Linked DNA regions of Homo sapiens: region 1 is linked to region 2. A link is a loop called in an ENCODE intact Hi-C map of the cell type or tissue named here. Cell type or tissue: prostate gland. All regions are shown on one strand. Each heading gives the region's core, and the rest is flanking DNA. Links, peaks and the distances in the headings are about the cores only. Region 1 has its middle 2.0 kb from the start of LCN12. Region 2 overlaps LINC02908 (long intergenic non-protein coding RNA 2908).

Region 1 (2,892 bases), core at 140-2,639, 85 kb after region 2:
CCAGGGAGGGGCCCTGTGGCCATGAGGCCGGGGTGGAGGTGGCCCGAGCAGGCGAGGAGGGAGGCTGGGGCCTGCAGAGCACCCAGGCAACCTGGTGAGGACAGCTGGGGCATTTTAAACGCAGTCTCTGCCCAGAGGGAGGGGCAGGGCTGGGAAGCCCCACTAATGGGAGTGGGCACCCCATGCTGGTCCTGCCTAAAAGAAAGGATTAGTAGGCCAGGCACAGAGGCTCATGCCTATAATCCCAGCACTTTGGGGGGCCAAGGTGGGAGGATCTCTCAAGCCCAGGAGTTTGACATCACCCTGGACAACATAGCGAGACTCCATCTCTACAAAAAAATTTAAAAGTTAGCTGGGGGTGGTGGTGCACACCTGTGGTCCCAGCTACTTGAGAGGCTGAGGTGGGAGGATTGCTTTAGCCCAGGAGTTTGAGCCTGCAGTAAGCTATGATTGTGCCACTGGACTCCAGCCTGGGCAAGACTGAGATCTCATCTCTAAAAATATAAAAATAAAATGTAAACAGAGGGCTGGCAGGGAGGGCAATGGCAGGCTTGGGGCTTCTAGCTGCCCTGGCACCCCTTGGACGATGGGGCTAGGGAGTGGAGTCCCCTTCCTGACCTCTCCTCCCATCCTCACAGGTAGCTGAAGCCTCTGGGTGCTGGACTCCATGTTAGGGGTCACCAAGGGTGAGCCAGGTGCCTCCCACTCACCGTGTGCCTGGCCTGTGAGCCTCTGTCCAGGCCCCCCAGGTCCCTGTCCTGGCTGCCCCCTCCCACCCCAGATTCCCTGTCCTGGCCACCTCCTCCCCTCATCCAGCCCTGCTTACAAGGGACTTAGGCTCATCCCAGGAGGTGCCCTGGGCCTCGGCAGCCTGCCCTGGGTGGCAGCCCCAGCCTGGCCACTCGAAGAGCCCAGCCCCCAGGACTTCAGGGCTCCAGGGCTGGGCTCTGTCCCAGGCCTCACTGCCCACGTAGAAGGGCAGCTTGCTGTGCCTTGTCTCACCAGCACAACGCTAGCGTTTCAGGAGGCTGGCCCAGGGAAGGAAAAGTTGGAAATAATCTGTTCATTCCCCTGAACTCCCCAAGGCGCCTTCGACTCTCCACCATCCCCCTGGCCCCAGCCAGCCTAGGAGCGCCTGTCCGCAGCCCCAGGGTCCCGCTCTCAGCGCAGCAGGCACCCCTCCCGGAGCCCGTCTTATCGCAGGGCACTGGGGAGATTTGGGATCACAGCACACAGCCCATGTACAGGACAGTCCCCGCTACGGACCCCGCCCATGCAGGGCCCTGCGGGAGGAAAACCGGGCCTTCCCTGGCCAGCCCGAGACCCACAGAGACTGAGCAGCAGAGGTCGGGTGGGCCGAGTCCTCGACACAGAGGAGGGTCCCTCGGCTCCAAGCAGCGCCTCAGGCCCCATGCTCCCTCCCCCAGACCCACTCCTGCCGCCCTGGGGGGTCTGTGTGTGCCTCCAGGTAGCCACTGGCTGCTGCCGTTAACCTCTGTGCCCCCCACGTCCCCTGCAGGAGCCTCCCGGACACGACAATGGGTTCGGCGCGCCTCCTCCCCCCACCGCGGGGCAGACGCAGGTGCTGCTCCTCCCGTCTAACGTGATTGGTGGAGGGTGGGCACGTGACCTCCGCCGCCCAATCAGGGCCCTGCAGGTGCCTTTGCCTGGCTGGGCCGGCGGCGCTGGAACGGGCCGTGCAGGACGCGGGCCTTGAGGCACCTGCGGGGCTCCCGGGGGAGTCCTGGCTCTGACCTCGGCCTTCCATACCGCCTGGGGTGGGCGGGCCGGGCGCGGCAGCACACGCCAGTGAGCCCAGCGCTTTGGGAGGCCGAGGCGGGAGGCGGTGCCCGGGAGCTTGCGTGCCACGGGGAGGAGCAGCCGCGCCTTCTGCAAGGCGTCCTTGAGAGGCGGGAGGGAAACCGCCGCTTCCACTCAGCACCCTGGACCCCCAGCCCACCGTGGGGACCGGTCCCTGGGGCCTCTCCCATTGACCCCTCCCATCAGGTCCTCTCTTCCCTCTGCTTCGCTCCCCGGCACCCCCACCCCCAACCCATCGCCTTCATCTCGGCCTCCCCACAGCAACAAGGACAGACTTACCCTCCACTGCTCTTCCTCCGTTCCCGGAAAACTCCCGGCCTGTCCTCTGCTCACCCTCCCCTCTCTCTTCCCACTCTCCGGGCAAAGACCTTTTCCCAGACACGGTCCTGGGCGCTGGGAGGCCCCTTGGGGGTGGGGTGGGGGGCCAGGGGTGGTTGGGGCGTGGCTGGGGAGGAGGGTGCCTCGTCCCCACATGGAGGAGTCCTGGCCCACCTGTCCCTCTGAGCACCTGCGTGGGCAGGGAGGACGGGCACGGCACCTGCCTGTCGGCCCTGCCTGTGGGACCAGGGGCTCCCGGGGCCCCACACAGCACTCTCACGTCCAGGCAAGGCGGGGGCACCCAGGACAGTCCTGGACTCCTGACCCCGCAGGTCTTGGGCAAGACTGCTAACAATTAAATGTTAGTTTCTATAGATGAAAAAACTTTTTTTTTAAATAGAGATGAGGTCTCACTATGTTGCCCACCCAGTCAGATCTTGAACTCCTGGCCTCAAGCGATCCTCCTGCCTCAGCCTCTCAAAGTGCTGAGATTAAAGGTGTGAGCCACTGTGCCCAGCCAGTTTGCATAGTTTTGTTGTTGTTTGTTGTTGTTTTTTAAATAAATTGAGACAGAGTCTCGCTCTGTCACCCGGGCTGGAGTGCAATGGCGCGATCTCGGCTCACGGCAACCTCTGTCCCCTGGATTCAAGCGATTCTCCTGCCTGAGCCTCCTGGGTAGCTAGGATTACAGGCGCCCACCACCACGCCTGGCTAATTTTTTTTGTATTTTTAGTAGAGACGGGGTTTCACCAT
Region 2 (2,892 bases), core at 287-2,786:
GGCCCCCATGCAGCCTAGCACCCTGCTCCCCACTCGCCTTTTTGGAATTGTTTTTTTTTTTTTTGAGACAGATTCTCACTCTGTCAGCCAGGCTGGAGTGCAGTGATATGATCTTGGCTCTCTGCAACCTCCATCTCCCAGGTTCAAGTGATTCTCCTGCCTCAGCCTCCCGAGTATTTGGGATTACATACAGGTGCCTGCCACCACGCCCAGCTATTTTTAGTGGAGATGGGGTTTCACCATGTTGACCAGGCTGGTCTCGAACTCCTGACCTCAGGTGATCCACCCGCCTTGGCCTCCCAAAGTGGGATTACAGGCATAAGCCACCACACCAGCTTTTTGGCTTTCATTGGCCCCTGGCCAATTCAGACAGAAGGCCTTCAACTTTGTCCAAGCTCCTGCCCCCACCCATCAGGAGCCCCCTTGCTCCCATAGGCCCCAGGCTGTGGGTGAGCTGCCCTGGGGCCCCCAGGGACTCTGGAGACCCCAATCCTGGGCTTGGGGCCTGGCTCAGCCTTGCCTGGGGGCCCATTACTCAATTCCTTTCCACTTTACCTTCTGCTGTTCCTGTCCCTGTCCCAAGGGCCCTGGCGGCAGTAAGAGGCAGATTTCACCTTGGTTTCTGGCTCAACTCTGAGCCCTGAGCCGGCCTGAGCCTGCTGACCCTGGCCCGGCAGCCTAGCGCCCCCTCCACCAGTTCCCACTTGAGGAAGCCCAGCGGGGCACTGATGTGCATCTTCCAGCCTCGGCTACCTCCCTGCTTGGTGCCCTGCCCACACCTGGTGACCTCCTGAGCACAGATGCCCAAGAGTGACATGCCCAGACCCTGGCGGAGACGCTGGGGTGGCACTCATCTGTGCAGAGATGCCCCCAACCCAGCAAGATGCTGGGGCAGGACCATGCTTGACCCAGAATGTGGGGCGTGTGATCCCCTAGCCAACATCCTAGGAAGCAAGGACATCCCCAGCTTCTGGCCCTGGGAGGCGATCTTGTTCCCCACCCTGGGTGGCTGGGTGGGCCGGCCCCGGGTTCAGAGTCCCTGGCTGCAGCCCTCCCCTACAGCCACACAACACAGAGGAGCGGGTCCCGGCAAAACTTGGGGTGCAGAGTGGGTCCCTGGAGGACCAGAGCCCCACCCAGCAGCTCCACCTGGAGGAGAACAAGGACAGACGTGATCCCCCCACGCCTTGGGGCTCAATGGGATGAGAGTTGGAGGGGAGGGGCTGAGCTCACCCACTGCACCACCCTGTGCTGCCCCTCGACCAATCCCTCCACTTGGGGGTCCCCTTGGCCACCTGCCAGGCTCCGTGCACCCACCCAGCTTTCCCAAGGCGAGGTCCGAGGGGCTCTCCAGCCCCCAGCTCCACCTGTTACTGAGAATAAGGGCAGTCTTCCTTGTTGCCGGAGCCATGTAGCTTTGCAGCATGCCGCCAGGGAGCGCTCGAGACACGCATCTGGACTGCCTTGCTCAAGCCAACCCATGAAGCAGGTGGGGCTCAGGAAGACAGCCAGGCTCAGCCCGCTCCCTGAGACGCCCCTGGGGCTGGGGCTGGGTGCCCCTCACCTTGCTGCTGCCCCGGGTGCCGCTGTCTGCAGGGGGCAGCTGGCCAATGGTCTGCTCTTGGTCTGGAGTGGGGCCCACTGGGTTGAGGCCTCTTCAGTGGGCATCCACCGGGAAGCTGGCCCACAGTGAAGGCTCAGCGGGGAAGAGCTTGTGTCCTGATCATCACGATGCTCACACACCACGGAGCTGGGGTTGGCTGCCTGCCTGGGTCCGCACAAACCCAGGGAGTCAGGAGGCCTGGGTGGGGTGAGATGAGGGGGAGCCCCTGCCCCCCGACTTTCTCTTTGACTCATGCCCTTTTCTTTCCTCTGAGAGGCTTTCGTTCTGACCCATTTCTGGGCAAAACCCCCGAGCCCCGTTTGCCAGCTCGCAGGTTCCCACGCACGATTGGGCCCCATGGCAGCCACCCTGCCCAGGGTCCTCAAGGAGCAAGCTAGGGGCGGAGGGTGGGGGAGGCTCCTTCAAATCCACCCAGGGAGGGAGCAGGCTGTGGCTGCGGCTGAGGTCGGTGGCAAGGGACCCTGCCAGCCTGGCAGCACAAACAGGAAGGATGGCAGGCTCTGGCACCAGAGGCCGGGTCACCCGCAGGCGTGGCAGGACAGCCTCCTTCCTGCAGGAACTGCCGCCGGGTGTCTGTTTCAAGGAGAAGAGATGGGGTGGTGTGAGGCTGAAGCCAAGGTGTGGCTCCCCGGGGGCCCCCTGCCAGAGGAGGAACGCTGGGGTGGGATTAAAGGCCCAGGTGCCACTGTGGTCATCACCGAAAACATGGGAGGCTGGAAAGGCGGGGCTGGAGGCAGCTGCCCACTCTGGTGCCAGCCCCTAAGCCAAGCAGCTCAGGCACTGACAGTTTCCCGTGGCGCCCACAGGCACCCCTCCCTCCAAACCCCCCTCCCTCCAAGCTCCCCTCCAAGCTCCCCTCCCTCCAGCCCCCTCCCTCCAAACCCCCCTCTCTCCAGCCCCCCTCCCAAGCCCCCTCCCTCCAAGTCCCCCTCCCTCCAGCCCCCCTCCCTCCAGCCGTTGCACAAGTTCCGCAGCAAAGCTCAGCTCAGAGGCTACACTGCGCCACAGGGGTGGGGGCCTCTGACTACCACCCTGTCCCAGTCTTGCCTCTGTCCCCACAGTGGGATCCTCCCACTTCAGTCTCCAGCTGCCTGGTTCCCCTCCCAAGGCAGCCTTGTCCTCACTGTGGGGCCGGGGAGAGGCCAGCAGCCCCTGGGGCCCAAAAGTAGAACAGGACAGGGACAGGGGTGGTGGGAGGCAGGCCCCCTCTGAGGGTGCTGGGGCAAAGGTCTGGACAACAGTTCATGGTTGCCATTCCTCCCAGGACA

The links. Hi-C counts contacts between places; a loop is a spot of excess contacts. Peaks named below come from ENCODE experiments on the same cell type or tissue, not always from the same donor. Only the 100,000 strongest peaks of a DNase experiment are listed, where the experiment ranks them.
Region 1: a loop joins it to region 2, with 2.7 times the contacts of the local background. A loop is called at or near these places in 87 of 110 quality-filtered maps.

What each region holds. Positions count from the first base shown.
Region 1 is chr9:136,948,877-136,951,768 of GRCh38, reverse strand. It overlaps a transcript of LCN12 not described here. Among named protein-coding and RNA genes, the nearest start is that of LCN12, 2.0 kb to the left of the region's middle. RefSeq lists silencers at 1,480-1,979, 2,000-2,099. In prostate gland, for the core only: a CTCF peak has its summit at 1,551; DNase peaks (open chromatin) are centred at 1,204 and 1,628; H3K4me3 peaks cover 1,533 bases; H3K27ac peaks cover 2,195 bases.
Region 2 is chr9:137,033,955-137,036,846 of GRCh38, reverse strand. LINC02908 (long intergenic non-protein coding RNA 2908) reads right to left here. Exons shown (of 3, transcript NR_171031.1): 3 at 1-2,197. Among named protein-coding and RNA genes, the nearest start is that of FUT7, 3.3 kb to the right of the region's middle. RefSeq lists enhancers at 382-1,268, 1,269-2,157, 2,010-2,209. In prostate gland, for the core only: CTCF peaks have their summits at 1,432 (motif pointing right) and 2,139; a DNase peak (open chromatin) is centred at 1,436.